Linked DNA regions of Homo sapiens: all the other regions are linked to region 2. The links are chromatin loops, found by intact Hi-C in ENCODE. Cell type or tissue: K562. All regions are shown on one strand. Links, peaks and the distances in the headings refer to the core of each region. The heading gives the core; the rest is flanking DNA. Region 1 has its middle 15 kb from the start of IMPDH1. Region 2 holds the start of METTL2B (methyltransferase 2B, tRNA N3-cytidine). Region 3 has its middle 55 kb from the start of METTL2B. Region 4 overlaps KCP (kielin cysteine rich BMP regulator). Region 5 has its middle 5.3 kb from the start of GARIN1A.

Region 1 (6,119 bases), core at 601-5,600, 51 kb before region 2:
GTGTAAGTGTGTGTAGGGGGTGTGTGTGTGAGAGAGAGAGAGGGAGAATGGATGCCCTAGGACTTCTTCTCCCTGCATACACTGAAAAAAGAGAAAAGGACTTCGTATCTGCAGTCTTTTTTGTTTTTGTTGTTTTGTTTTGTTTTGAGACAGAATCTCCCTCTGTTGCCCAGGCTGGCATGCAATGGCACGAACACAGCTCACTGCAGCCTCAACCTCCTGGGCTCAAGTGATCTTCCTACCTCAGTCTCCGAAGTAGCTGGGGCTACAGGGACACACCACCATTCCCAGCAATTTTAAAAACTTTTTTTTTTTTGTAGAGCCACAGTCTCACTATGTTGCCCAGGCTGGTCTTGAACTCCTGGGGTCAAGCAATCTGCCCACCTTGGCCTCCCAAAGTGCTGGGATTACAGGCGTGAGCCACTGCACCTGGCCTGTAGTCTTGACATGCTGTGAGATACTGTCCTGTTCAATTTCTAGCCAACAATATCAAAAAGGATTCTCCTCAGACTGAGAGCGGATTTAGGAAGAGGTTTAGAAAGCTTCTGTCACCACCGACCTGCAACAGAGCAAATGTCTGTGGCCCCTAGCATCCTGAGCCAGCAGGGGAGGGTCTGGGGTGGGATATGTGTGACAAGCCCACTGCATGCATAGCTACTATGCCACTGTGTCCCTGAGTGCTGGCATGGGAGCCAGGCCTGGCACCTATCCTGGCATTGGCAGGCGGGAGGAAGGAGGCCTCGTGAGCAGATGGAGGCTTCTGCAGCAGCTCTCTCTCTGCAGGGCCCCTCTGCATGAGTGTGTCAGCTTCCCCTGCCCTGGCCCTGACCCTGTCACATCTCGGCCTCAGTTTCCTAGTGGTTTACACCCTTTTTTCTGAAGATTGTCATTGCAGTGGAATATATTAAATGCTAGGTGAGGTAACCAATGAAGTAAGTTACTTAAAAGTGCTTTGAAACGTGTCAACAACTACACAAACACAAGTCATTATTCTATTTTTTTTTTTTTTTTGAGACGCAGTTTCACCCTTGTCACCCAGGCTGGAGTGCAGTGGCGCAATATTGGCTCACTACAACCTCTGCCTCCCGGGTTCAAGTGATTCTCCTGCCTCAGCCTCCTGAGTAGCTGGGATTACAGGCACCCGCCACCACACCCGGCTAATTTTTGTATTTTTAGTAGAGATGGGGTTTCACCATGTTGGCCAGTCTGGTCTCGAACTCCTGACCTCAGGTGACTTACCCACCTCGGCCTCCCAAAGAGCTGGGATTACAGGCATGAGCCACGGAGCCCAGCCAATCCATTCTCTTTCTACCACACCTACTGCTCCTTAAATGATTCATTTACTCCACCTTAACTGAGAGCACAGTGCCAGGTGGCTAATAAATCCAATCTACCAGTTGGATAGCCTAGGTTATGCTGCAGTAAGAACAGCAAAAACCTAACTCACTGGCATAACATAACAAAAATTCATTTCTCATTTACTCTGCATGTCCATTGTGGGTCAGATGGGGCTACTCTAAAACCCAGGCTGATGGAGCAATCACTATCTGGAACCGTGCCATTAGCTGTGGCAGAGGGGAAGAGAGCTCTGAAGGTCTCACAAAGTCAATAAAATGCTCCAGGCCAGCAGTGATACCATCAATTCCACTTAATCCCATTGGCCACAACTACTGTAGTCCATGGCCACACCCAATCACAAGTGACCAGGGAATACAATCCTTTCAAGTGGCCAGAAGGCAGAGAGGAGGAAAAATTTGGTGAACAGCTTTAATGTGTACCATGTGTATTACTAATTACTGTTGATGATTTAGAAGATGCAGGGCAACACTAAGTGAAAAGGGTGCTTATAAAGGGTTGCATTATTATTATTATTATTTTGAGACACAGTTTCACTCTGTCACCCAGGCTGGAGTGCAGTGGCACGATCTCGACTCACTGCAACCTCCGCCTCCCAGGTTCAAGTGATTCTTCTGCCTCAGCCTCCTGAGTAGCTGGGACTACAGGCGCATGCCACCATGCCCAGCTAATTTTTGTATTTTTAGTAGAGATGGGGTTTCACCATATTGGCCAGGCTGGTCTTGATCTCCTGACCTCGTGATCTGCCCACCTCAGCCTCCCAAAGTGCTGGGATTATAGGCGTGAGCCACCGTGCCCGACCATAAAGAGTTGCATTATTACAAAGATTAATCCCATCCAGGATCTTCAACAACCTCTTCACAGTTGCCACAGAAAGCCTTGGTTGGGTGCAGAGGCCCAGCAACTACACAGGCCCTTCAGCTGTCCTTTCTTCTAGATTCAGGAAGAGCCCACATGGTTTATAAACATAGTTCCCATTAAGTCCAGCAACAAACAGGCTGGAAATCCAACTCTTATGCCCCTTACTCCATTCCTTGGATTCATATTCTTATTGCAGCCATGCCCTAATTCCACTTCTGGGAGTAGGTGGCAGGTACCCCCCTGGACCTGAGGTTCATCATGCTGTAGGGCAAATCATGTGGGATGGAGCAGGGAGCTGTGGGAAAAGATATTCCTCCATAGTCCTGCCTGAGGCTTTGGAGTAGATCCCAGAGAGTCCCTTGGCCAAAGTTATGGGGACTAGCTGAGTGATGTGGTGAATGTCCATGAGCTTGGCAGACAGAAGCCTGGCTGAAACCCTTAGTTCCTTCCATATTAGCTATATGACCATGGACAGGCATTCTGGGTTGTTTCTTCCTCTGAAAAATGAGGATGATAGTGACTTCTGTTAACATGCTATGAGGAACAGCAGTTTATTAATATTAAGTAAACACCTGGCACATAGCAGTTGCTTCATAAAGCTATTATTACCATGATAGTTGAAGCCAAACAGCTGCCCTGAGAATTTTCATACACACTCTGCAGACATGAGCTCTGGCAGCCTGAGACTTGGTTTCACTTGACCTCGGGCTGTGTTCAGAGTGAAAGGATGAAGTATTATTGTTAATTCACTAAAACTAGTGTTTTATCTCCTAACTATTGGAATGATTTCATTGTTATTGTTTTCATTACATGTGCACACCTAACTTGCATGGATGAAATATAAGCCTAGTATGAATACAGATGTCATAATCAAAGACAAAATGGTGATTAAAAAGAAGAAATCTAGAGAAATTGTTTTGCTAAACTCTCTTACCGAAGAACCTTAAGCACATTAAAAATTAGCTTTAGGCCAGGCGCGGTAGCTCACACCTGTAATCCCAGCACTTTGAGAGGCCGAGGCGGGCGGATCAACTGAGGTCAGGAGTTCGAGACCAGCCTGACCAATATGGTGAAACCCTGTCTCTACTAAAAAATACAAAAATTAGCCGGGCGTGGTGACAGGCGCCTCTAATCCCAGCTACTCAGGAGGCTGAGGCAGGAGAATCGCTTGAACCTGGGAGGTGGAGGTTGCAGTGAGCCGAGATCGTGCCATTGCACTCCAGCCTGGGCGACAGAGCAAGACTCCATCTCAAAAAAAACAAAAATTAGCTTTAATTTTTTAGTTTTTACAACATGGCCTTAATTTTAATCTTGAGTTTGTAATTACTTTGTGTACCATGGTACAGTGGCTAATAAAAATAAGTTAAATCTGTAAACAGTCACATAAACTTTTTCAAAGCAAATTGGCTTGGATGGCTGCACCTGAATCCATGTCGGGGGGTGCTGAGACAAGACTGCCCCCTTCTGGGACTCTCCAGTACTGCAGTGACTCCTTGCTCAGGCAGGCTCTTTGCCTTCATTCACTGGAATGGGGCCCTGGTAGAACCGGGGCCATCCCTTTCTGTCTTCACAGCTGTGGGCCTCTCCATGGTGTTCAGACTGCTAGAGGACAATGGTCTTCAAGTGTCTTGGGTTTTCAGAAGCCTTTCTGGATCTCTCTTTGAGGAAAGAGGCCGCATCTACTCCTCAACATTGCCTTACATTGGTATAGGCTACCCAGTTTAAAGAACAGTTTCAGCTGGGCGTGGTGGCTCACGCCTGTAATCTCAGCACTTTGGGAGGTCAAAGTGGGCAGATCATGAGGTCAGGAGTTCATGACCAGCCTGGCTAACATGGTGTAACCCCGTCTCTACTAAAAATACAAAAATTAGCCGGACGTGGTGGGGGACATCTGTAATCCCAGCTACTCAGGAGGCTGAGGCCGAAGAATTGCTTGAACTCGGGAGGTGGACGTTGCAGTGAGCTGAGATCGGGCCACTGCACTCCAGCCTGGTCGGACAGAGCAAGAATCTGTCTGGGGGGAAAAAAAAAAAAGGAAAAAAGGACAGTTTTACACTCATTATTTCACATGTCATCATAATCCTGTGACTTAAGATGAGACACAAATGATTATCCTCCTTGTACACGGAAGAATAAAGGTTAAGAGACAGTAAGTGGCTTGCCCAAGAGCACACAGCCAGTAAATGGGAAAGAAGTTCTAGAACCCAGGCCTTTGGATATGGGGTTTGCATTCTTTCTTCCTAACCATAATAAAAATATTACCTTTATTTCCACAATATTCTATTTACTATGTGGTAGGTCAGTGATTTTCAACCTTGCTGCACACTAAAATCTCCTGGGGTTCTTAAATAACTCTCCTATCTGGGCCCCTCCTCCACCAATTACATTGAATCCGTGGGTGGAGTTCCAGACATCTGTGGGTTCATTAGCTCCTCCAGGTGTTTCTAATGTACAGCACCAAGTGCCATGTGTGGGGGCTTTATAAACACCTTCTCATTTAAACCTCCTCACAAATCCCATCAGCTAGGTATACCAGCCACGTGCTGATAGGATACGTAAATTGCCCAGCTGACCTTAGATAGCCCCTAATACCACAATTCCCAAACTGTTCACTAAGGTGTTCCAAGTCTCCACAATGGATTCACAGAGATTCCACATGATATTTGAAAAATATCAAGGAAAGTCCAGGTGTGGGGGATCACGCCTGTAATCCCAGCACTTTGGGGGGCCAAGGCGGGTGGATCACTTGAGGTCAGGAGTTCGAGACCAGCCTGCCAACATGGTGAAACCCCGTCTCTACTAAAAATACAAAAAAAAAAATTAGCCAGGTATGCTGGCAGGTGCCTGTAATCCCAGCTACTCAGGAGGGTGAAGCAGGAGAATTGCTTGAACCTGGGAGGCAGAGGTTGTAGTGAGCCGAGACCGGGCACCAAGGGAACTATTGTGTTAGCTTATGGTAGTTCACCATTTTTACAGTAGATGGCGATGCATTCCTTCTAATGACATAATATCTTTGCAAAACTGGATTTTTCAGCCTGAAAATCGGCATGGAATAGGATATCAGTGTGGTGGTGGTCAATCTGATTCCCAAGTTGGGGAAGTAGTACAGTGCCCAATAGGCATAGCTATCCCATTAGTAAGTAACTGGTAATTTAAGCAAGAAACAATTTTTTTTTCTATTTATGTGCATTATCTTTTTAAATAGCCAAGTTGTTAGGACATAAATACTTATTAAGTTGTTTGGACCTAACAATTTACTTGAAGGTAAATTTGTGGTATTTTTTTTAAAGGCATTGACACACAAAGGGCACCTTCCTAATGCCGAGGCCACATGACAAAGGGGCAGAAGTAGGATTTGATCAGTCTGACCCGAGCCCAAATATTTAACCATTTCTTTGAACTGCGCTCAATCAGTGATTTTCTTCTGTGCCCTGTCCTGGATGCCAAACCCTCAGCATTGAGTTAGGGGTCAACCTGGAAATGACAGAGCAGACATAAATTAAACACTACTGTCAAGACCATAAGTGAGCACAATGTCCTTTGACAAATTACATAACATCCCTGAATCTCAGTTTCTTCATCTGTAAAGCTGGATGACAAAATTACACTACAGGGTTGTTGTGAAGATTAAACAAGCTAAAAATCATCAAGTGTCTGGTTTAGAACAGGTACTCTGTTAAGAGTTTATTCTCTCCCTTTCTCCCCTCCTCACTTCCATGACAGACCTGAAGACATGAGGGGACACAAGTGTGCAAGTAGGTGTGAAACACACACACACACACACATGCAACCACCAGACTGCCTATACACCATCCTCAGTCTCAAACATATTGTTAATGCAGATATACTTACATGCATACATACATATATACATACAATCACAACACCTTGGCTGATTAAAT
Region 2 (6,096 bases), core at 1,097-6,096:
GATGGAGTCTTGCTCTGTTGCCAGGCTGGCCTGCAGTGGCACGATCTAAGCCCACTGCAACCTCCGACTCCTGAGTTCAAGCGATTCTCCTGCCTCAGCCTCCCGAGTAGCTGGGATTACAGGCACCCACCACCGTGCCCGGCTAATTTTATTTATTTATCATTTATTTATTTATTATTTGTGTGTGTGTGTGTGAGGAGTCTCGCTCTGTCGCCCAAGCTGAAGTGCAGTGACACAGTCTCGGCTCACTACAACCTCCAACACCCAGGTTCAAGTGATTCTCCTGCCTCAGCCTCCTAAGTAGCTGGGACTACAGGCGCGTGCCACCACGCCTGGCTAATTTTTTGTATTTTAGTAGAGATGGGGTTTCACCATGTTGGCCAGGATGGTCTCGATCTCCTGACCTCGTGATCCGCCCACCTCGGCCTCCCAAAGTGCTGGGATTACAGGCGTGAGCCACCACACCCAGCCTAATTTTTGTATTTTTAGTAGAGATGGGGGTTTCACCATCTTGGTCTGGCTGGTCTCGAACTCCTGACCTCGTGATCCACCCGCCTTGGTCTCCCAAAGTGCTGGGATTACAGGTGTGAGCCACCGTGCCCGGCCAGATGAATGTAATTGTTTAAAAAAAAAAGCACAAAGCATTTTGTTCTGAAACTATTTTAATGTAAAGTCACTTACATAACTAAATTAGAAAGCACTAGGATGATATAAGCCAAAGCATTAATGAGTCAAATTAATGGTGGGAAGAAGTATTTTCTTTTGTTTTATCGATATCTTCTAAACGTTCTATAATAAAAAATTTATTTTGCAATAAGAAAACACAGGCCAGGTGCAGTGGCTCATGTCTGTAATCCCAGCACTTGGGGAGGCCGAGGCAGAAGGATTGCTCAAGACCAGGAGTTCGAGGCCAGCCTGGGCAACATGGCAAAACACTGTCTCCACAAAAAATGCAAAAATTATCCGGGTATGGTGGCACAAACCTCTAGTCCCAGCTTCTCTGTTGGCTGATGTGGGAGAATCACTTGAGCCTGGGAGGCAGAGGTTGCAGTGAGCTGTGATCGTGCCACTGTACTCCAGCCTGCGTGACAGAGTGATGCCCTATCTCAAAGAAAAAAAGGAGAAGAAAGGCCGGGTGGGGTGGCTAATGCCTGTAATCCCAGCACTTTGGGAGGCTGAGGCAGGCGGATCATTTGAGGTCAGGAGTTCAAGACCAGCCTGGCCAACATTGTGAAACCCGTCTCTACTAAAATACAAAAATTAGTCGGGTGTGGTGGCGGTGGCCTGTAATCTCAGCTACTCTGGAGGCTGAAGCAGGAGACTGGCTTGAGCCCGGGAGGTGGAGCTTGCAGTGAACCGAGATCATGCCACTGCACTCCAGCCTGGGCGACAGAGCAAGACTTCGTCTCAAAAAACAAAAACCAAAAAACAAAAAAAAAACAAAAAAAACAATTAACTACCCTTGTCCTTGGCTAACAACCTAAGGCAATAATCCAGAATGAGAGTTTTTAACCTTTACAAGCATTAAACCCATGCCACCCACTGAGCTATAAGAGTTCTCCTTACTTACCACCAGAGGGACCCTTAGTTCCTCTGAAACGTGGCGTTTCTGAAGCTACAATCCAGTATAAAGTCTGACACCAGAGAACTCACAGCCATGTCAAACTTATGCAAAATTATTTTAGGTGCTTCGAAAAATAGGTTTTACAGGCCAATCAAATATAATTGTATAAAATTAAGTTTAGGCCGGGCGCGGTGGCTCACTCCTGTAATCCCAGCACTTTGGGAGGCCAAGGTGGGCGGATCATGAGGTCAGGAGATTGAGACCATCCTGGCCAACATGGTGAAAACCCATCTCTACTAAAAATACAAAAAATTAGCCGGGCATGGTGGCGGGTGCCTGTAGTCCCAGCTACTCGGGAGGCTGAGGCAGGAGAATGGCGTGAACCCGGGAAGTAGGGAGCTTGCAGTGAGCCGAGATCACGCCACTACACTCCAGCCTGGGAGACAGTGCGAGACTCCGTCTCAAAAATAAATAAATAAATAAATAAATAAAAATAAAAAATAAAATTAAGTTTAGGATACTTTAGCACATTTCATAGAAAAAAGGCCAAAGCTGTTTGACATTTAAAATGTCTCCATTGGAACTAATATAGTAAATTCAAGTGAAGACAATGAGCTGTCTGCAAGAAAATATCCAGTGGGACTGTTGATTGGGAACACTAACAGCTTTTAGTGAGGGGAGAATAAAAGCCCACAGATGAGAAAACAAGATGCCAGAAATAAATGTAAATCAACCACCATATCTGCAAACAGCTGGCCTTGAGAAAAGATAAAAATTCCTTGTACTTGTTTCTGGGTATGGAGCTTGTGTTCAAAATGTTTCCAAAGACCACAAGAATGGCAAAAGCATATTGTCTTCAAATGAAGTACAACTTCTTTACTATCTTTTTGATTAACTTGTGTATTTTTCTTCCTGATTAGAGAGGCTTAGAGCTTGTTCCCATTTCTTTGGAGGAAAAGTATAGAATCATTCATTGCTCCCTGTAGTTTTACCTACAGAAAGAATTTACAATGGAATAAACAATTACTGGCTGGGCACGGTGGCTCACACCTGTAATCCCAACACTTTGGGAGACCGAGGTGGGCAGATCATTTGAGGTCAGGAGTTCAGGACCAGCCCAGGCAACATGGTGAAACCCCATCTCTACTAAAAATACAAAAATTAGCCGAGTGTGGTAGCGCGCACCTGTAATCCCGGCTACTCAGGAGGCTGAGGCAGGAGAATCACCTGAGCCCAGGACATGGAGGTTATAACGAGCTGAGATCCAGCTACTGCACTCCAGCCTGGGAAACAGAGCAAGACTCCGTCTCAAAAAAAAAAAAAAAAAAGTACTAATTACCAATGTGCTATGTCTAGCACTGCACTAACCCTTTCCTTTTTTAAAAAAATTCATCTTTCCCTTTATTCTGACATTATGACATTAAATAAAGTCCAAGAGATATTGGGCTGGTCCTTGTTTGGTCTCTGCCCTTTCCTTCTTTTCCAAGTGGTATTCATCATGCTTCTCTTGGAAGTCTTCTCAAATAACCTTATGTCTATAACATACTTTCTTCTAGATTCTTTTGAGAGTCTATTTGTATTAGATCTAGAAATAGAAATGTAAGGCTGAAATGTATTACTATGACAAACTGTATGTGTGTATTACAATCTTAATTGTGCTAATAAGGATAATTATAATAAATATAATATGGATGATTCAAAAAGGTTAGATGGTTATAATTAAAAAAAAATTGTCCTTGGATATTCCATTTGATTTGCTAAGCCTCGTGTTCTCTAATTTCATATATCCATCTCCCCCACCCCAACCAAAATATATATACACACTGTGTATACATATACACCCACACTATGAAGAGCTGACTATAGAAGCTGGAAATTGCCCTGTTTCTTTCCGCTGCTTGCTACCTTCTTCAGTTCTGGACATCGGCTCCGCAGTGGAACTAGGTAGCCTCAACTCTTATAATGATTCAAGATTATTCCTGTTTTACAACTTGAGGGAAGCTGGGGAACCTGTTAAGAGGATCCCAGCAATGAACTGGGCCTCAAGTGGAATGTCTCCCACTTTCTGCCTAACCTGCACGTCCATCAGCACCTCATCAATGAGATACGACTCCTCCGGGGAGAATTTCCCCCTGCCTGGTCCCCTTCCCTAGAGAGCCCTTCGCCAACCCTGGGAAAGCCCCAAACGACAGCTCCCGAGCGCCACCCGGACCAGACTCCAGGACCGCCCTGTCCCGCCACCCTTTTTCCCGCCCAGACTCCACGTCTTCTGAAAGAGGGCGTGGCCCGCAGGAAGTTCTCGCGTTACGGAAAGTGAAGTGTTTCCGGCTCCGGTGTCATGGCCGGCTCCTACCCTGAAGGTGCACCTGCAATCCTCGCCGATAAGAGGCAGCAGTTCGGAAGCCGGTTCCTGAGCGATCCGGCGCGCGTCTTCCACCACAATGCCTGGTAATCACCCTGCCCCCTCGCCCGGCCTGTCGCTGGCCGTCTGTCCCGCCGCCTCGGAGCATTCCGAAAAGCCCCTGACCGCCGGCCACGAGTCAAGCTGCCCTACCCGAGGCACTCTCCAAGGGGAGAGAAACTCCTAGGCCAGCGACTCACCCTGCTCGCAGCCAGGACGTGAAGCCCCTAAGCTGCCCGTTTGATTTTCTCAGGGACAATGTGGAGTGGTCGGAAGAGCAAGCCGCGGCGGCGGAGAGAAAAGTCCAGGAGAACAGTATCCAGCGGGTGTGCCAGGAGAAACAAGGTGCGCTTAAATGGGCTCTCGTTGGTATCAACAGCCAGCGTACTGCCGAACGCGCCCTCCCGGAGAGGCCAGGGAACCGCGGCCGCCCACATCCTTTATTCCTGGCCTGATGCGGATCTCAGGAGTAGAGCAGGACAGGGAGGGGATGAGCAAGGAGGGAAAAGGGCTGCATTGTAACAAAATCTTAAGTCGTAGAGGGTTTTTTTAATATATAGTTTTACTTTGGAGGAGGGTAATTTTGTCTTTAATTATGTTGAGTAGATCCACGTTGATATGGCTAGCCAATGACAACTGTGTGGTCACGCGATCATCTTAGAACCTGTACTTTTTACATGATTTGCATTTTCCATGAGGAGATGTTTCCATTGAAGCTTCATTTAAGTGATTAGATTCTAAATATTGTTGGGAGGGGGGCTAATGACTGGTGACTGTGTGTCTATTACTTGTGTGATGGTTATGAGAATTTAGGGCTTCAGTCAAGGAAAGGTGGATGCAGCAGAGTGGAGATAAGTCTGGCCAAAGAAAAGGAGGCCCCTGCTTGAGAGGTTGATGATTTCACTGCAAAATATCCCTAGATAGTAAAACTAGGACTGATTGTTCCAGACAATTGAAGATAGCACTACAAATTTAGTACCTGCTGAAAGAGTTCTGTACAACAAAAAGGTTCCAGTTACAAAACATTCACCCTGCATAGTCTGACAGCAACTAGATCAAAGCAAGTTAATAGTTAAAAGGGATTTTGAAAATCATGTGGTTCAATATTCTCTTTTTATAGTTAAAGACACTTGGACCACAGGACATTAAGTGCTTTTCCCAGAGGTAAGCAGTCAGTAGTAGCAGTAGTGGAACTAAAATCCTGTTTCTTAGGGAGTCTTGGTTGATTCAGCAGGTGAGTTGTGAGTTGTTAACACACTTCTTAGTGGATTCCAACTTCCATTGTCACCGTCCTGCTCAATTTGTTAGGTTTTTATTCTTTCTACTACACTAGTCAAGGCCCCCTGAACTGGCAAGAGCAGTAAACTGAAATCTGGGACTGTCATGATCACCTTAAAAACAGCCTTCATTTAAACTGTCCATACTTTTTTTTTTTTTTTTGGAGGCGGAGTCTCGCTCTGTCACCAGGCTGGAGTGCAGTGGCGCGATCTCAGCTCACTGCAATCTCCTCCTCCCTGGTTGAAGCGATTCCCCTGCCTCAGCCTCCCGAGTAGCTGGGACTACAGGTGTGCACCACCATGCCTGGCTAATTTTTTGTATTTTGGTACAGATGGGGTTTCACCATGCTGGCCAGGATGGTCTCAATCTCCTGACCTCGTGATCCGCCCATCTTAGCCTCCCAAAGTGCTGGGATTACAGGCATGCGCCACTGCACCTGGCTACTTCTAGGATTTTTTAATAGTTAAAAGTCATCTGGCTGGGCGCGATGACTCATGCCTGTAATCCCAGCACTTTGAGAGGCTGAGGCGGGTGGATCACGAGGTCAGGAGATTGAGACCATGCCTGGCTAACACGGTGAAACCCCGTCTGTACTAAAAAATAGAAAAAATTAGCCGGGCGTGGTCGTGGGCCTGTAGTCCCAGCTACTCAGTAGGATGAGGCAGGAGAATGGCATGAACCCGGGAGGTGGAGCTTGTGGTGAGCCAAGATTGCGCCCCTGCACTCCAGCCTGGGTGACAGAGCGAGACTCTGTCTCAAAAAGAAAAAAAAGTCATCCAAAGATGTAGGAGGACACTTGATAGATAGTAAGTTCTCTGGTTGATTGTTCAAACAGAATTTAGACTCCTATAAT
Region 3 (6,119 bases), core at 465-5,464, 55 kb after region 2:
GGCCAGGTGCGGTGGCTCATGCCTGTAATCACAGCACTTTGGGAGGCCGAGGTGGGCAGATCACGAGGTCAGGAGTTCGAGACCAGTCTGGCCAACATAGTGAAACCCCGTCTCTACTAAAAATACAAAAAATAGGCCAGGTGTGGTGGTGTGCGCCTGTAATCCCAGCTAGTTGGGAGGCTGAGGCAGGAGAATCGCGTGAACCCAGGAGAAAGAGGTTGCAGTGAGCTGAGATTGCGCCACTGCACTTCAGCCCGGGCGACAGTGAGAGACTCCGTCACCAAAATAAAATAAAAAAAAATAAAAAGATCCTCTAGCCCAAATCCCTCCAACACAGAAGCAGTCGGAGAAGCTTGAAAAGGTTAGATGATAGGCCCATGTAGCTTGTCTGTGGAAAGAGCTAGGCTGCAAGACACCTCTGACTCCGTTGAGTGCTTTCTCTTACTCTCCTTTCCCGATTTAAGACATTAAATCATTTAAGACAGTGTCATTTGGTCGGGCGCGGTGGCTAACGCTTGAAATCCCAGCACTTTGGGAGGCTGAGATGGGCGGATCACCTGAGGTCAGGAATTCGAGACCAACGTGGCCAACATGGCAAAACCTCGACTCCACCAAAAAAAAAAAAAATTAGCCGGGCCTGGTAGCGCGTGCCTGTAATCTCAGCTACTCAGGAGGCTGAGGCAGGGAGAACTGCTTGAACCCGGGTGGCAGAGGTTGCAGTGAGCCAAGATCGCACCACTGCACTCCAGCCTGGGCGACAGAGCGAGACTCTGTCTCAAAAAAAAAATTTTTTTTTAAAAGACAGTGTCATTTGATGGAGTTGCTTTCTTGATCGTTGGCTGCAATGAAAGACCTAGCCTCACTGTCTTTTGTGTTGCCTTGGACCGGCTCTTAGGTTCTACTGCCCTAACAGGCAGTGGAGGCTGGCCTCGAGTGGTAGTCATCCATCTTGCCCTCTTTTCCTACCCTCTACCCCCAACCCCCGAGCTGCTCTCCTGTCTCCTTCCAACACTGTTCTCTTTGGGAATATGCATGTCCAACTTCCCAAGCAGTCTGGGATCTGGAGTAAGATGACTCTTGGTTTAATGGAGTTTTTCCACAGTGCTTGCATGTGCCCCAAGGGTTTGGAAGGTTGGAGAACTAACAAAAAGCAAAGCGCCATCCTGTGTCGTTTCGGCAGGTCTGTGTTCTGTTAAAATATGGAAGAATTAACAGAAGAACGAAGAAATAAGGGCAGAAACTCCACAGGGGAGTACTTGTCTAACCCTGAAAAAGTTCAAGGCTGTTGTTCAAGGTCTGAATTTTTCCCTTGAGATTTGCTTGTAGTCCTTAAAGTCATCTTCAGATCTATCTGATCAAGGCAGCATCCGCGGAAAATTATAAGGTGGGTGGCTGCACTGGAGCCTGTCCTGGCTCAGGGGAGCCGGTGAAGAGTGATTTTTTTCCCTTGGCGTTGGGGGATCAGAGGGGGTGCCCTCTGCTATGCAGGAAGCCCTCCTTGCCCACTAGATAGTTGTCATTCCTCAGGAGATACTCTGTGAGGGGCCGGTGTGTTTTCTCCATCTTGGCACTTACCCTCAGACCCTCCTAAATACCCGGGAGGGCCGTGTTTTTCATCGGAGGTTGAAATGGAACCTCCCCCTGGGTGCCCGGGGAGAGTACCTTGGGGGCAGCGCCCCTCCTTCCGGAGGGCAGCATCCCGGCGGGGGCGGGGGCTCGGCTTTGATGCCAGGGCACCTTTTGTCCCTGGAGACGCTCTGCCAGCCAGGTGCGTGGAGGGAGTGCAGCCCGCCCTCCGGGGCGACGCGCGGGGCTGGGGCGGGCCGGCGGCTCCGGGGAGTGGCGGTCGGGAGCCCGCGAACGCGGGTGGGCGCCGTCGCCTCACTAACCGGGCGCCTCCGGGAAATCCGGGCGGGGTCCGCCGCTCGCACATAGGATTAGCGTCCTCTAAACTCCATCCCTGGGAAAAGCCGCCGCACTTCTCACCCAAACTCGCGGAGCCGAGGGGTTGGGCAGGGGTTGGGCGGGCGCGGGGGCCGCCGAGGCGGATCCGGGAACGGGTGGACCCGGGCGGCCAAGCCTCTTCAGCGCCGGCCCAACCGCCCCGGCCCGGGCCAGTCCAGCGGGGCGGGGGCTGGTGACACAAAGGCGGCGGCGGGTCCTCCGGGCCTCCGACCTCGGGCAGTCGCAGGACGCCCCGGGCCGCCTGACCTTCCCTGGCGTCGCGGCCCGTCCGCCGGCGCCGCCCGTCGCCCGCCCTCAGCCGTCCGGCGAGGTGCGGCCTCCTCAGCCGGCGCGGGGTGCCCTGGTTAACCCCTGCCCGGCAGCGCGGCCGCTGATTGGAGGAGGCGGGGCGCCGGGGCAGCGGGGACCCCCCCCACTCCGCACTTTCCTCGTCCCCTCCCCCTCCTCTCCCACTGTCGGCGCTTCCCCCACCCCCCAGGACCCCCCCTGCCTCCCAGCCGTGCAAATCTCGCGAGGAAACACGCGGTTTCACTAGTGTGTTTACACCGATCAGTACTAATCCGGACCGAACCGATCCGGATTAAGGGGCCGGAGGCGGGTCCTGGGCACCAGCGGTTCCGACCCACCCCGGCCCTCCGCGCCGCACCCGAGTGGCCCCCAGCCGAGCGGGCCCCCACCTCCTGGCCCGGCCTGGGCCCTTCTGCGCCTCCCTTGGCCTTTGTCCAGCGCCAGGAGGCCGGTCCCGCGCCCGCGTCGGGCGCCTGGCTCTGTACGCGAGCCCGGGGATCTGCGGCCTTCGTGCCCCCCCTCCCCCGCCCGCCCTTTCGTGGAGCCCGGCGCAGGCGGCTGCTGCCCGGGCGGGGGGTTGCGGCGCTCAGGGGAGGCCCCGGCTCCGCCCCGGGCCTGCCCAGGGGGAGAGCGGAGCGGCCCGCAGCCGGGTCGGGTCGGGGCCCCTCCCGGGAGGAGCGTGGAGCGGCGGCGGCGGCAGGTGAGAGGCTGAGCCCCGGGCGGGGGAGGGCGCCAGGCCTGGGGCATTAACCGTCCCGGGGACCCTTTTGGCCTGAGGAGCCTGCGACCTGGGCCCAGCTCGGTGTCGGCTCCGGACCGCAGCTCCTGGGCGCTGAGGCGGGAGGGGCTCCCTGAGGGCTGCGGGTCGCTGAGGGGCCGGGCAGAAGATGGGGGAGGCCCAGGCGGCCCCGGCCTGGGATTGGGGCCGGCGGCCGGAGGAGAGACTGGGGCCCCTCGGCAGCTGGAGGCCTCGGCAGCCTCCCGGGCGCCCCCGAGAGCCGGCCCTCCCTTCCTCCGTGACAGGTGGGCCTGGAGTTGGGGAAAGTTTGGAGCCGGCGAGGGGCGCCGGGACCAGGCCCCATCGCTCCTGCTTCCTGGCTGTGGGCTGCAGGGAGGATCCCAGTCCAAGGCCCCGCTGGAATTAGACGGAGTGGCTATTTCCTTAACATGAGTTGGCATTAAACGGAATAACCGCCGGGGCGTCATTTTCCGGGCCGGGCCTGGGGAATGGAGGTTTGGTAAGTGTTGCGAGAGACCTTGGGGTTTGGGAGAGACTGCAGCCTCTGCCATTCCGACCTCGACCTCGACCTCGATTAGGGCAGGGCAAGACGCAAGGAAGGCCACGGGGGAAACTCATTCTCCCAGTCTCTTTTTTTCCTTCTTTTTCTTTTTGCGAAGATGCATTTCAGCCTTTCTGAGAATTTCCTAATTCTCTCTCTAACCTGCACTTGCATGTGTGGGTGAAACTTTAATTTGTCACCTTTTCATTCCCCTTTGCCCCAGGCTCTCAATCCAGGAAGGGAAATGAAATTGAAGGACTTGTAAGGGGGTTGTTACTGGAGATTGTAGAGTTGTTGGATTGCAGAGGAGAATGTTCGATTCATCTTTTCAGTAACTTTAAAATCACACCAACCATTCCAACTACTTAATAATGTGTTCGAAGGGGTTCTATGTAATATGTTTCTTTTCCACTGTTAATATTAAAGAGAGGTTTTCAATGGGTTGTGTAGGAGTTGGTCTCTTGCAAAGGATGGACATATTTGCTGAAAGTAGCCTGTGCATTAATTGGTTATGGAAGTTTAAAAATGGTGTCCTCCTGCCCCTCCCTGCTTGGAAGAAGGGCTAAAAGCAGATGTCCAGAATCAAGAGAAAACTAATGCAGGGAGTGGTCAGAAAAAGATTTTTTAAAGGGATTGTTATGGAGCTATATTAATTTACTGAGTGAATGGAGGTGGATGGTTTTACCATGGGCTCTCTATTAAATTTAAAATAATTCCTTTTCTCATGAGCTACTGTGAGCTCTTCAGAGAAAGGAGCTGTATAATAGTGTTTTTGCAGTTATTTGTAGCTTCTGATTCATCCTGTATTCTTTTGAAATTATTGTCAATGATTCATATTTTTAGTTTAAGGACTACTTCCTGAGTGGGAAATAAATATCTGAAGATACTTAGCTAGATTCGAAGGCTGATAGAAGGAATTTTCTTTTTGCAGGCTAGTTCTTGTTTTGTTCTTTCCCCTGTGCTCAACTTTTGCAGAGATTATGTGAAGGGTTTGAGGGGTTTATTTTTGCTGTTAAAATCAAATCAGAACCAGGGAAGAATAAGTGGCTGTCATAGAAGAGGACTTCTGAGCTGCTTTAAAACTTTTCAATATATTACCGTTTGATGCAGCACATAGTAGTCTACCACTTGTATGCTATATTTACTTGAGATTTACCTGCATTTGATCTTTCAGTGAAATAATTACTGTGAGTTTTGTTCTACAAAAAATTGCCTCCTCACATTTTAGTGTTTATGGTTTCACAGCCTACTCTTTCTTTTTCAGTAGAAATAATGGAAGAATTGCATAGCCTGGACCCACGACGGCAGGAATTATTAGAGGCCAGGTTTACTGGAGTAGGTGTTAGTAAGGTGAGTAAAATGATGATAATGAACACTATTCATATTCTAGTTTAAACACATTTTTTAAATGATTAAGAGCAGTTTGGGTAGGCCCTTCTGATAGTTTGCAGGGGAGAAGATTTGGGTCTTAATTTCAGTGAACTTTTAGATCCTACTAGTCATTCCAGTAGTCATTTAACATGGTAGGTTTGAAAATGTTCTTTATGGGAATATATGTTTCTTCTTCCTTTCTGGTATAGGAGAGGTTTCTCATGGTTCTTGTTACAAGGAAACTAACAGGATGTGTGTATAGATTCTATGCCATATTTTGTTAAAATTTGTCAGCCATTCAGAAAGAAAATTACAAGGCATTGCATAGCTTTGTTACATTGGACTTTGGAGGTAGTTACATGGCAGAGTATTGAAACATTGGCCTCTGTGAAGTCTGCAGACTCTTTACTGGTTGCACCCCCAGACTGGTTTGTTGCTCTTCTCATTCTTCCTTCTTAGTTTTTATTTTTGTTGCAGGAGCATAATATTAGATTAGGCCCCCATTAACGGGCACGTATGAAGTTAAGCAATGTTATAGTTTCCTATGCATGTTTATGTACCCACTGGTCCACCCCTCTGCTCTCATAGGATGATTTTACAATGTGTAAAATGTTTGATTTTAATACAGTACGCAAAGTATATTTACAATATTTTATTTAAAAGCTTCATTGGTCCAAGATCATATTACTTGGGCTTGAGATGTGTGAACGTATGAGCTACTGATTTTTTTTTTTTGAGACAGAGTTTTCCTCTTGTCACCCAGACTGGAGTGCAATGGTGTGATCTCGGCTCACTGCAGCCTCCACCTCCTGGGTTCAGGTGATGATTCTCCTGCCTCAGCCTCCTGAGTAGCTGGGATTACAGGCACCCGCCACCACGCCCAGCTGATTTTTGTATTTTTAGTAGAGACGGGGTTTCACCATATTGGCCAGGCTGGTCTCGAACTCCTGACCTCAGGTGATCCACCTGCCTCGGCCTCCCAAAGTGCTGGGATCACAGGCAGGAGCCACTGTGCCTGGCTGAGCTTTTGATCTTTAACCAATGTGATACAACATTTCTTTCTGTGCTTTTCAAGAAATCCTGTCTCGTGGCAACCTGGGTGTTGATCTCGTGCTTTAGTTAGTAGCTTCTCCAAGGAGAAGGCGTGTTGAGGTTTAGTTGGAAAAATGGGCTTCTTTGATGGGTCTCAAGTTTTGGTGAGCTGGGATAGCTTGA
Region 4 (6,119 bases), core at 458-5,457, 400 kb after region 2:
CCCAACCTGCAGCGGGCATCACCCCCTCACCACACAGCGTGGGGCCTCGCCAGGTAGGTGTCACTCCTGCCTGGCGACAGTGACTGGCGTAGGCTTCCAGGGCATCACAGAGGCAGGCATCAGCGGAGGAGCCAGGGCCACAGGCACACAGGTCATACACACAGGCGGCAAAGAAGGGCTCCGGTGGCACCACAGCATGGCAGCGACTGAATGGGGAGGACTTCAGCACCCCACACCGGGCATTGGCCTCACGCCTGGCACGGTAACCTGCTGCCCGGCACGGATCCACCTCTCGGCCTGCAGAACAGGGCCGGCCAGGCCACAGCCCCTCTGAGACCTGGGTGGGGAGAGCAGCCCTGACGTGACAGCACCACTGGCAGCTGGCCTCTGCATGCCGTGCTCTTCAAAGCACTTCCCACCCAGTCATTTGCTTTAGTCCCCAAAACCTCCCTAAAAGAACAGCAAATGAAGTACTGTCTACCTTCTTTTTGTCCCCATTTTACAGAAGGACAGACCAAGGCCAGAGTAGGTCAGCACTTGTCCAAGGTCACACAGCCAGTGAGTGGCAAAGCAAGGCTTGAGGGTTCAGGTAACAAGCCTTCTTTTTTTTTTTTTTTTTTGAGACAGAATTTTGCTCTTGTTGCTCAGGCTGGAGTGCAGTGGCACGATCTCAGCTCACCACAACTTCCACTTCCTGGGTTCAAGTGATTCTCCTGCCTCAGCCACCCGAGTAGCTGGGATTACAGGCATATGCACCACCAGGCTGGGCTAATTTTGTATTTTTAGTAGAGATGGGGTTTCTCCATGTTGGTCAGGCTGGTTTCAAACTCCCAACCTCAGGTGATCCACCCACCTCGGCATCCCAAAGTGCTGGGATTATAGGCATGAGCCACCCTGCCCGGCCAATGAGGCCTCTTTTGACAAGCCACCCTACCTCTCCAGCACCAAGACAGGCAAGAAGCCCCCACACCTCCCTGAAAGCCCAAAAGCCTATCTTGTGTGACTTCGCCCCCCTTCCCTGCTTTCCATGCCAGAGGGTTGCTCTGAGACTCATGCTCAGCTGCGTCTCCCCTAATCCCCATCCCCGGTTCCTGTACCACTCACCTGCCAGCTATTCCCAAACGCAGCCTCCGAGGGCAGGAGCAGCCCCTCAGGGCCCTGCAGATCGTCCTGGGCAAAGCCATTGAAGTTCCCACAGAGCCCACAAGTCCGGCCCTGGTAGGAGCCAGGTACGCTCACCTCCACCTGGGACTGCCCATCCCACAGCACCTGTGTGGAGAGGCCTGAGACTGGGGAGCAGGGAAGGACAGGGGCCTTAAGAAGCCCAGGGTCCATCATGGCCCCAGGCACTGTGTTCAGTGCGGCCAGTGCTGTAGGGGAGGAGAATGGACAGGTGGAGGCTCCCCTTGGAAGAAACACCACCCTGGCCAAGGCCAAGTGGATACATTCTGTGCCAGCCCTGGGCAAAGACAGATGACAGGAGGAGCTGCCCACAGCTCCTGCATGAGGGCACCTTCTCCTGCTGCCATCCCTGCACTGGGCCCCAGGTGAAATGCAACCCCCTTCCGGGGATTCACTTTCTCATGGGCATTCGGGCCTTGCAGAGGACAAAGCACAATTAGGGTCCGGATTAGAAGTGTACACCCTTATTCTACGAATTTACGAGTTGTGTTTCCTGCTGGGGGCAGGGGGCAAATTACTCTTCCACATGAGAGTTGGAAGGAACCTGAGACACCCCCCCAGGAGACTTCAGCTGACATCCTCCCCACTGCCACTGACCCTTCCCATTCCCCACTTTACAGACGAGAAATCTGTGGCCCAGAGGAGGCTGGTGGTGGCTTAAGAGGCTGAGCCGAGATTAGAAATCGGGCTCAGAACTCAGAACTCCTCTGACTGCCTGGGGAGATCTCTGACCCTGATCCACCTCCCCTCACACCCCTGTACCCCACTCCTTGCCTTTTTTGGCTAGGAGGTAGCTGGCATCCCCACCCCCTCTACAGATACAGAGGCCTAAACAGGACTGAAGCTCCCAGCAGGCAGCCCACCCAGACTCGCCCTGGAGCCGCACCTGGAGCCCGGGCTGGGCGTGCAGGATCACAGTGTGTCCTCGCAGCTCCACATACAGCAGCGGCTCCTGCAGGAAGGGCAAGGCCACCGGGTGCCCATCCACCTGGAGGATAAAGGAGGTGGGAGGAGGGGTGATGTCGAGGCACATGGGTGGACAGCACAGGATCCACCTTCCTCCACTCCTCGGCTTTGCTCACCGTGACTGCCCCGTCCTGCAGCAGCCGCACGGCCATGTCTCCCAGCAGCACCGCCACCTCCTGGGTCCAGGCCACACCGCTCCGGCCCCGGTCATCATTGGTCACGTGCACACTGTGGGCAGGAAAGTCCCAGGTGCCAATGGTCAGCAGGGCTGGGTGTAGGGGTTGGGGAGAAGAGAGACAGGGGATGCACACCTGAAGTCCCCGCTGTGGCAGTCCTTGGCCAGCACATAGCTGCAACTGCCCTGGAAGTGCAGCAGGCGGCCGTCGAAGGTGCGGTAATGGGGGTCTCCGAAGGCCATGCAGGAAGCGGGCCGAGGCAGGCAGCGGGGGCAGCAGCTGCCAGGACTCAGGGCAGGGGCCTTGTCCTGCACTCAGCCCCAGACACTGTCAGACACACCGCCCTCCCCGCCATGCCTCTCGCAGACCCTCCCAGAAAACCAAGCATCTCCCAGGAGTCTCCAGGGATCTCCAGGACTCTGGCTCCCAGGCTCCCTGTGAGTGAGGTCAGGGCACCACATCGTGGTCGCACTGGGAACAGCACTGTCCCCAGCTCCCAGCTGGCGGCAGGAGCCCAGCCTCCCTCTCTGATGCCTGGTCACACCAGGATGGCGGTACCATGTGCCCCCACCCTGACCCTCCCCACCATTTTAGATTGCGGCACTCACGGGGCCACACGAGAGCGGTGAGCAGCGCTGGCTCTGGCAACGCACGGTGCCCGCCATGCAGGAGCAGCTGGTGCAGGTGTCCACAGTCCAGCGCTCTCCAGAGGCCACCTCACGGCCCTGGTGCACGCAGGACTGGGTGGGAGCTGAAGGGATAGGAGCTGGGAGGGTCAGCTGCTCCTCCCACATGCCCAGAAGGTCTGGCTTACCCCTCCCCCATCACCCTGGCTGCGCACCTTGGCATCGCTCACAGCAGCTGTCAGCCTGGGGCACCTTCGCCCAGCCATGGGGGCAGGAGAGGGCCTGGCACTCCTCGAGGTGGCACTCCACATGGCCCCGCTGAGGACAGACATCATTGTTCTGGGGTTTTCTGCAGGGCCGGAGTCCCCAGCCTCATGCTTCTGGGGGCCTCTGGGCATGGACTTCTGCCTGCCCCTCCCACAATACATTCTTCACAGTTCAAGAGGGGAATGAAATCCAGCCTTCGGCTCCATGCCCCGGTGCAGGGATGCCCCTGACCCTTAAAGACCCCATATCTGCTGGTGGAGTGTTGGACACTCCTCCCTTTATCCATCTGCGAGATCCTCCACCCTCCCAGGCCCACCCCAGCTCACATGGCAGGTGCAGGCGATGCACGCATTGCTGGGGTCCCGCCAGCTCTCTCCATCTGCCACTCTCCGGCCCTCGGCCTCCACCACACATTCTGAGGGGGGAGACATGGGATGGGCAGGCACTGTCCCTCCTGCTGTATCCTCCCTCCTTGGAGCTTACCCAGCATTTCACGGCAGGAAAGCACCCACTCCGTGTCCCTACCACCCTGATGGTGTTGATTTCTTCAGCCAATATCCACAGGGCCTATTAGACATCAGGCCTCACATCAGAGCTCAGGATGTCTCTAGGGTCCTAGGAGCCCAAAGGGCCAGAGGCTGGAACCCCACTCTGGGCCAGCTGCCCGCTCAGCAGTGCAATGCCCTCTTCATGGGCCTGGGGATCCTGAGCCCCCTGACAGGCATCAGGCCAGACCTTGAGAATCTAGGCTTCATCCCAGCTTCCCCCTGCCTCATGGGTCTCTTCTCCACCTCAAGAACAGCCCCCCTCCATTTCTAGAAAAGAATGAACCCTGCATTCTGTTCTAGAAACCGAGTACAAACCCTGGGCTGCCCGCTTGGCCCATGAATGCCTCCCCTTCCTGTGTTCCCCCTGGGCTCCTCTCTGAGGGTGGAGGCCAAGGCTGGGCACTTACCCCGGCATACGGGGCAGCAGCTCCCAGGGGGAGTGTGGCGCTCTGAGAGGGGACAGCTGAGCTCAGGACAAGCCTGGTGGATGCAGAGCCATGTCAGGTCCTGCCCATGTGAACACAAGAGGTAGAGAATGGCAGATCTCAGGGAGCTGGTGGAGGAGTAAGGCATAGGCAGGATGTGACAGTCAGGACAAGTGGGCAAATGTCAGGGCGAATGGAGAGCCCTGGAGCTGCTGCGGGAGAGGAGTGGCAGCCACAGCCCACAGAGAAGGAAGAAGAGGGGCTCTGTGAGTCCCCAAGGCAGGAGGGCTCACCTGGCACTGGCACGTGTAGCAGGGGTCTGGTGGGGCTAGCTCAGATCCCAGCAGGCCCTCTGAACAGTTACTCAAGGCCTCTGTGAAGACAAGAATCCAGAGTGCGGGACAGAAAGAGGGGCACAGGGCTGGAAATCCCAGCTGTCCCCATGCACTGTGTCCCCAGGTTTCTAACTCGAACTCCTGAGCATACCCATATCCCAGCACCTTGACTCCAGGGAGGATAAGTCCTCTTTCTCTTCAATTCAGTCAAGTTTACACGTTTTAAAAGAAACTTTGCTAGGCTATTATTTGGGGCCGGGTGGGGGTGCAAGGTGACTGGAAACAGACCAACCATGGCTTCCTTAGCCTGAGGTCACTAAAAATGGCCAGTCTGCGGCCTGCTCTCCCTCCCGCTATCTGTAATACAGTGTGGCTACAACTGCGCAGGGAAGCACACAGCCAGGCATCCCGGGTTCGAATCCTGATGCCAGCACTCAGTGCCTGTGCTTATTAGGTTGGATTAATCCACCTCTCTGAGCCTCAGTTTCTTAATCTGTAAAAAGAGATTAATAATACTTCCCTCACTGGGTAACTATGAAAATGAAGCGAGAGACTTTATTAAGAGCACCAAGTACAGTCTGTGGCATGGAACAGGTGCTTAATCAATGTTAGTCTTCTTCCCTTCCCCTGAAGCACCCCCTAGCAAGTGTTGATCAGAGCAGCCCTCCCTGATGGATGCCAGGGATGACTGCACAGCATTATGAACGTATTTAATACCACAAACTGTACACTTAAAAATGGTTAGGATTGTACATTTTAGTGTCTTACCACCATAAAAAACAAACAAACAAACAAACAAACAAAAAACAGAAAAGTCGGCGAGGTGGCTCACACCTGTAATCCAGCTCTTTCGGAGGCTGAGGCGGGTGGATCACCTGAGGTCAGGAGTTCGAGACCAGCCTGGCCAACATGTTAAAACCCCATCTCTACTAAAAATACAAAAATTAGCCAGGCTTGATGGCGCATGCCTATAATCCCAGCTACTCGGGAGGCTGAGGCAGGTGAATCCCTCGAATCCAGAGGTTGCAGTGAGCCGAGATTGTGCCACCGCACTCCAGCCTGTGCGACAAAGCGAGACTCCGTCTCAAAAAAACCAAAACCCAAATAAAAAAACCAAATTGGAGAAAATAGGATTATCATTAAAAAAAAAAGTATGTTTTTTCTTTCTTTTTTTTTTTTTGAGACAGAATCTCGCTCTGTTGCCAGGTTGCAGTGTAGTGGCACCATCTCAGCTCACTGCAACCTCTGCCTCCCGGGTTCAAGCTATCCTCCTGCCTCAGCCTCCCGAGTAGCTGGGACTACAGGCATGCCCCATCATGCCCAGCTAATTTTTGTATTTTTAGTAGAGACGGGGTTTCACCATGTTGGCCAGGATGGTCTCGATCTCTTGACCTTGTGATCCTCCCACCTTGGCCTCCCAAAGTGCTGGGATTACAGGCGTGAGCTACCAACCTCGGCCTGTTTTTTCTATGTAAGGATAACGTTCACCTGTATTGCAAAGGTAGGTTATCATTTCAGTGTTGGTATAGGACCAGAAACAGAAAAAAATTCCCTCCACAACAAATGTAAAATGGCTGTGTTAGGTAAACAACTA
Region 5 (6,119 bases), core at 389-5,388, 190 kb after region 2:
AAAATTGATAATGCATTTGGAAATTGTAGAAATATGAGAGAGTCCTAATTTTGAAAATGAGGCACTCTGATACAGGTCAGTTGTACAAGGACATGAGTACATTAGTACTTTGATACCTTCATGTTTGGCAGTTATAGTCAGGTACTTCTTTTATGAATTTAAAATTAGTAATTTATTTTATGACCAACTTCAACTTTTCAGGAGCTGTTATTGTGAAAGTTTTTTTGCTACTATGAGTTTTATCCAGTCAGAAACAGGAACCAATTGTAAACAATTACTTCTATTGCTGCAAACAATTTTTAAAAACCTGCCAAATATGCAATGCCTTGCTATTCAAAAGAAAAAAAATTCATTGGTTTAACTCCATAGTTTTTTTGTTTTTGTTTTTGTTTTTTTGAGATGGAGTCTTACTCTGTTGCCCAGGTTAGAATGCAGTGGCACCATCCTGGCTCACTGCAAACTCCACCTCCCGGCTTCAAGCGATTCTCCTAAGAGTAGCTGGGATTACAGGCCTGCGCCACCATGCCCAGCTAATTTTTGTATTTTTAGTAGAGACAGGGTTTCACCATGTTGGCCAGGCTGGTTTTGAACTCCTGACCTCAGGTGATCCACCCACCTTGGCCTCCCCAAGTGCTGGGATTATAGTAGTGAGCCACTGTGCCCCAAAAGAAAAAAAAATTTCAAATTTCATACCTTAAAAATTATCTCCTTTATGAGATAACACCTGTGGAAAGAAAAAAAAAAGAAAACATTATTTCCTTCAAACTAACCTGGTAAAGTTTGGAAATACTATAAATCCTCAATATTTAAAACAGTGTAGTACCAGAGTGTGAATAGACAGATGAAAGCAATGTAAAATAAATTCTGAAATTGGCCTATTATAGTTAAGACTTTTGATTATGAGAAAGGTGGTATTGTCCTCATGAATCTCAATGAGGCTTAAACTGACCAGCCTATTTAATAGCACAGCCTTCCACCACATCCATCCCCAACATTCCTGGTCCCCCTCATCCTGTTCTTCTTTTCTTTCTATAGCACTGACCACCTCCTAACACACTATGCGATTATTTATTGTGTTTTTTTAATTGTTGGAATCCCCTCGCATAAACGTAGCCTTTTTATTTTGTTCACTGATCTATCCCAAGCATCTAGGAAAGTGCCTACCATATATAGTAGATACTTGATAAACATTTGTTAAATGAATGAATCTCAAATCAGTGGTGAAAGATGTAACATCCTATACAATAAGTGACACTGGACAATTGATAGCCATCTGGGGAAATACAGACAACCACATTGGTTCTAGACTTTACATCACACACCAGGAAAAAATCTAGATGGATTAAAGGCTTAAATAGAAAGATAACAACCGTAAAAGTCATTCAGGAAACCATGGGGAAATGATTGTATAACCTTGGAATGGGGAAACTTTGTCAAAATATCATACAAAAATCCAAAAGCCATAAATGAAAATATTGATAAATTTAACTACCAAAAGAAATTCCACAAGGCAACAACACAGTAAACATATTCAAAGACAAATAAAAAACTAGGAAAAAATGACAACTCAGTCTTTGCAATATAAAAAGATTGCCTATAAAATAGATAAGAAAAAGACTAATAGCCTAATAGAAAAATTGGCAAATGTTATGAATTAAAAATTCATAGAATAAAAACCAATGAGATAAATGAAGAGATGCCCAATTAAAATTACATTGAGATATCATTTTAAAAACTTTCAGCCTGATAAGTTCAAAAGCTTTATGACATACTGAGATGGTGGATTTATGAGAAGCACAAACTCTCAAACATTGTTGGTGGAAATTTAAATTTGTATACTTGTTATGAAGTTCATCACAGTAGTATCCATCAGCATATACACTCTTCTTTTAAAAAAAATATTTATTTGTTTTGAGACAGGGTCTCACTCTGTTGCCCAGGTTGGAGTGCAGTGGCGTGATCTTGGCTCACTGCAACCTCTGCCTCCCAGGCTCAAGTGATCCTCCCACCTCAACCTCTTGAGAAGCTGGGACCAAAGGCATGCACCACCATGCCTAACTAATTTTTTGTATTTTTTATAAAGATGGAGTTTCACTGTGTTGCCCAGGCTGGTCTCAAACTCCTGGACTCAAGCAATCTCACCTCAGTCTCCCAAAGTGCTGGGATTATAGGCGTGAGCCACCACACCCAACTCATATACATCCTTTCACACAGCAATTCTACTTTCAAGAATTTTTTCTTGTTACCAGACAGGATTAGCTAGGTTAAGTTGAGGTAATAAACAATCTCAAAACATCAATGGCTTAAAATTACAAAGGGCTTTTAAAAATGTCTCACTAGTGCCATGGAAAGACTATCCTTAAAAAAGTATCTCAAAAATATGTTTAAGAGAAAAGAGCAAGTTGAAAAAAAAATAGTGCCATTAGTCGTTACATCAGTGTACATCTAAGCTGCCATCTGGTGGTGGTTTTCTTCCTCCTGAAGAACTCTTAGTGTTTCTCGTAGTTCGGGTCTACTGGAAACAATTTTTCTCAGCTTTTATTTGTCTGAAAAATTCTTTTTTTTTTTTTTTTTTTGAGATGGAGTCTCCCTCTGTCACCCAGGCTGGAGTGCAGTGGCGCGATTTTGGCTCACTGCAACCTCCGCCTCCCGGGTTCAAGCGATTCTCCTGCCTCAGCCTCCTGAGTAGCTGGGATTACAGGCACGCGCCACCACACCCGGCTAATTTTTGTATTTTTAGTAGAGATGGGGTTTCATCGTGTTGGTCAGGCTGGTCTCGAACCCCTGACCTTATGATCCACCCACCTCGGCCTCCCAAAGTGCTGGGATTACAGGCATGAGCCACCGCACCCAGCTGAAAAATTCTTTAGTTCCCCTCAAATTTTTTTTTTTTTTTTTAGAGATGGGAATCTCAACATGGTGCCCAGGCCAGGTGGGACTTGAACTTCTGGACTCAAGCAATCCTCCCACGTCAGCTTCCCAAGTAGCTGGAACTATAGGGATGCACCATGAACTACTAATTTAAAATAAACTTTCTCCTTTATTAGTATTTTTTAGTAGAGACGGGGTTTCACCATATTGGCCAGGGTGGTCTTGAACTCCTAGCCTCAAGTGATCCATCTGCGTCAGCCTCCCAAAGTGCTGGGATTACAGGTGTGAGCCACCACACCCAGACATTCATCTTTATTTTTAAAGGACATTTTTACTGAACATAAAATTCTCTGAGTTGGCAGTTTTTTCTTTCAGCAATCTTAAGATGTTTATGCCTTCTGGCTTCAACAGTTGGAGCAAGAAGATTGCTGTAATTCTTATCTTGGTTCCTCTGGATATTTTTAAGGTTTTCTTTCTATCAGCAATTTGATTACGATGTGCCTCATAAGGATTTATTTGTGTTTATCCTGCTTGGGGTTTATTGAGCTTTGTGGACTTGTACATTTATAGTTGTCACTACAGTTGGAAATTTTTAAGCCATTATTTCTTTAAATACGTTTCTATCTCAAGAAGTACAGTTATCTCCAAATGAGCGTCATCTACATGTCCACAACTCTGATCAGACCACTCTTAGAGCCAGTAATGATTATTTTAATACCTACCATACTTTGTGTATATTTACTCCTCAGTAAATATTTGTAGAGCTGCACATAGGGAATTTCTTTAACACCTTTAAAGTTTATTTATTTAAATAAGAAATACATGCCCATGGTAAATATTTCAAATAGTACAAAAATATTTCAAATAGTACAAAAAAGGAGGTATTCTGTGAAAAGTAAGTCTTTGTTTCACCAAAGATACCAATCCCTGCCCCCTCCCCGTCCTAAGGCCATCACTGTTAGCATTTCCTTTTTTCTCCTCCCAAAATTGTCTGTGCATGTTCAAGTATATATGGATATATATCCTTGTGCTAGCATACTATATACACTGTTCTGCATCTTTTTAAAGTTTAATAATCTTGGCGATCATTCTATATCAGTACATATAAAGTGGGCTTTTTATGAATGGCCTAACATTACATCATACAGATGTATCATAATTTAATTAAGTGGTGCCCTGTTGGTGGATATTCAAGTCGTCTGGTCTTTTGCTATTGCAAATAATGTTGCAGTAAAGTAAAATGTAAAATAAAAGTAAATGTCTTACTTACTTAAAAACCTATTTTAAAAGTAAATGATGGACTTTAGGAGGTTAAGAATTAAAAATTAATAAACATATAAATAAATGAGGTACTCTAGCACTTGGGGTCATGCTGATGTTCTTGTCATCTAAATTTTTGGTTTATATGCTGCAAACATTGTCAAAGAAATTTCCTATTTCTTTTACAAGGAAAAGAGAAAAACATGTCAAGAATAGGGAGTACTATTATAAGAAAGCAAAAGTAACAACTTTGAAGGTTTGAATTTCTGGTGTTACAAACTTTGTATGCTAAAAAGATAAATGTTAGTTTCCACTTCTAATGATCAAGTCTTAGGAAGATATAAGCCAATAAGATATAAGCTGCTTCTGATGGTACAGCTTCAGGGAAACACCAGTGAGAAGCACGTGTCTCCCCTGATGAGAAGAGAAGTGCTAGGAGATTGAGCCTCAGTCACAGGCAGATGTGTGTCTTGACAGCCACGGTGTGTGTCTTGAGAGTTTAAAAGATGTGAAAGAATGATTTGACCCATTGGCTTGCTCGCTGAATAAGCACCAAGGCAAGAGAGCCTGGTAGTTGTCCTGCATAGTCTAGGAAGGACATTCTGAGAAGGATAACTAATACTTCATCCCTCTTCAACTTGATGCAACCTGAAGAGCAAGTCCTTGGGTGAAAGTTTCTTGTCCGGTACCAAAGATAGGAGATAGCAGGTAAAGGGAACAAGTTGGTACCATGGCAATGGTGTCCCAGTAAATTTTTATTTTGTTTTGTTTTGTTTGCAAGAACAGTATGGGATAAACAATAGCAAATATACAGCCTTGGTTTCCCCAAATCCTACAATCTCAGTGCAGGAAGGTCATCTTCAGCAGTCAGCTCAGAATAGCCTCAAGGGACATGATGTCTACAGCTTCTGGCTTCAGAATAATGTCCTATTACTGTCAAGTGGCACCCCCCACCATTTCTTCAAAGGCTGTGATAAGTTTTGCACAGATGAGGGCAGCAGAAAGGAGGTAGTTGCTGCTAGACACCATCCTTCTCTGTATATTCCACACTGACCTTGCTCTAGGCAAAGGCCCCCACCACAAAAACAATAGGGTCACTGTTGAACACCAGCTCTTTTTTTTTTTTTTTTTTTTTTTGAGACGGAGTCTCGCTCTGTCGCCCAGGCTGGAGTGCAGTGGCGGGATCTCGGCTCACTGCCAGCTCCGCCTCCCGGGTTCACGCCATTCTCCTGCCTCAGCCTCCCAAGTAGCTGGGACTACAGGCGCCCGCCACTACGCCCGGCTAATTTTTTGTATTTTTAGTAGAGACGGGGTTTCACCGTTTTAGCCGGGATGGTCTCGATCTCCTGACCTCGTGATCCGCCCGCCTCGGCCTCCCAAAGTGCTGGGATTACAGGCGTGAGCCACCGCGCCCGGCCCTGAACACCAGCTCTTACACCTACCTCGCTGATGCCTGGAATGGAAAAAGAAGTGCCGATTTTCTTTTTCTTTCTTTCTTTTTTTTTTTTTAGACAGAGATTCACTGTGTGGCCCAGGCTGGAGTACAGTGGCACAATCTTGGCTCACTGCAACCTCCGCCTCCCGGGTTCAAATGGTTCTTTTGCCACAGCCTCCTGAGTAGCTGGGAATACAGGCGCATGCCACCACACCCAGCTAATTTTTGTATTTTTAGTAGAGACAGGGTTTCACCATATCGGCCAGACTGGTTTCAAACTCGTGACCTCGTGATCCTCCCTCCTTGGCCTCCCAAAGTACTGGGATTAAAGGTGTAAGCCACCACACCCAGCCAGAAGTGCCAATTTTCATACATCCAACTGGGAAGTGATCTGATGTTGGATTCTTTTTTCTTTCTTTTTTTTTTTTAGGTGGAGTTTTGTTCTTGTTGTCCATGCTGGAGTGCAATAATGGTGTGATCTCAGCTCACTGCAACTTCCACCTCCCAGGTTCAAGTGATTCTCCTACCTCAGCCTCCCGAGTAGCTGGGATTA

Evidence for each region. A loop is a pair of places that touch in the nucleus more often than their neighbours do. Peaks named below come from ENCODE experiments on the same cell type or tissue, not always from the same donor. Only the 100,000 strongest peaks of a DNase experiment are listed, where the experiment ranks them.
Region 1: a loop joins it to region 2, with 3 times the contacts of the local background. A loop is called at or near these places in 39 of 110 quality-filtered maps.
Region 3: it touches region 2 in a loop (4-fold over the local background); 35 of 110 quality-filtered maps call a loop at or near these places.
Region 4: a loop joins it to region 2, with 6 times the contacts of the local background. A loop is called at or near these places in 65 of 110 quality-filtered maps.
Region 5: a loop joins it to region 2, with 7 times the contacts of the local background. A loop is called at or near these places in 6 of 110 quality-filtered maps.

Annotation. Positions count from the first base shown.
Region 1 is chr7:128,422,284-128,428,402 of GRCh38, forward strand. No RefSeq gene overlaps it. Among named protein-coding and RNA genes, the nearest start is that of IMPDH1, 15 kb to the left of the region's middle. RefSeq lists a silencer at 3,609-3,768. In K562, for the core only: CTCF peaks have their summits at 3,680 (motif pointing left) and 5,205 (motif pointing right); DNase peaks (open chromatin) are centred at 1,658, 3,658 and 5,201.
Region 2 is chr7:128,472,864-128,478,959 of GRCh38, forward strand. It overlaps METTL2B (methyltransferase 2B, tRNA N3-cytidine), which reads left to right and starts at 3,885. Exons shown (of 9, transcript NM_018396.3): 1 at 3,885-4,012; 2 at 4,219-4,310. The coding sequence starts at 3,903. RefSeq lists enhancers at 3,722-3,771, 3,992-4,161. In K562, for the core only: CTCF peaks have their summits at 1,571 (motif pointing right) and 3,946; DNase peaks (open chromatin) are centred at 1,534, 3,878 and 4,419; H3K4me3 peaks cover 1,658 bases.
Region 3 is chr7:128,528,848-128,534,966 of GRCh38, forward strand. No RefSeq gene overlaps it. Among named protein-coding and RNA genes, the nearest start is that of METTL2B, 55 kb to the left of the region's middle. RefSeq lists silencers at 2,478-3,027, 3,138-3,257. In K562, for the core only: no CTCF peak of the experiment used is centred there; DNase peaks (open chromatin) are centred at 2,344, 2,844 and 3,534; H3K4me3 peaks cover 2,735 bases.
Region 4 is chr7:128,877,454-128,883,572 of GRCh38, forward strand. It overlaps KCP (kielin cysteine rich BMP regulator), which reads right to left. Exons shown (of 40, transcript NM_001366122.1): 30 at 4,484-4,563; 31 at 4,173-4,272; 32 at 3,544-3,632; 33 at 3,166-3,268; 34 at 2,933-3,075; 35 at 2,460-2,632; 36 at 2,265-2,376; 37 at 2,069-2,170; 38 at 1,105-1,269; 39 at 31-337. Among named protein-coding and RNA genes, the nearest start is that of SPMIP1, 14 kb to the left of the region's middle. In K562, for the core only: a CTCF peak has its summit at 2,783; DNase peaks (open chromatin) are centred at 2,321, 2,484 and 2,768.
Region 5 is chr7:128,663,926-128,670,044 of GRCh38, forward strand. No RefSeq gene overlaps it. Among named protein-coding and RNA genes, the nearest start is that of GARIN1A, 5.3 kb to the right of the region's middle. In K562, for the core only: CTCF peaks have their summits at 2,451 (motif pointing left) and 5,125; DNase peaks (open chromatin) are centred at 2,456 and 5,072.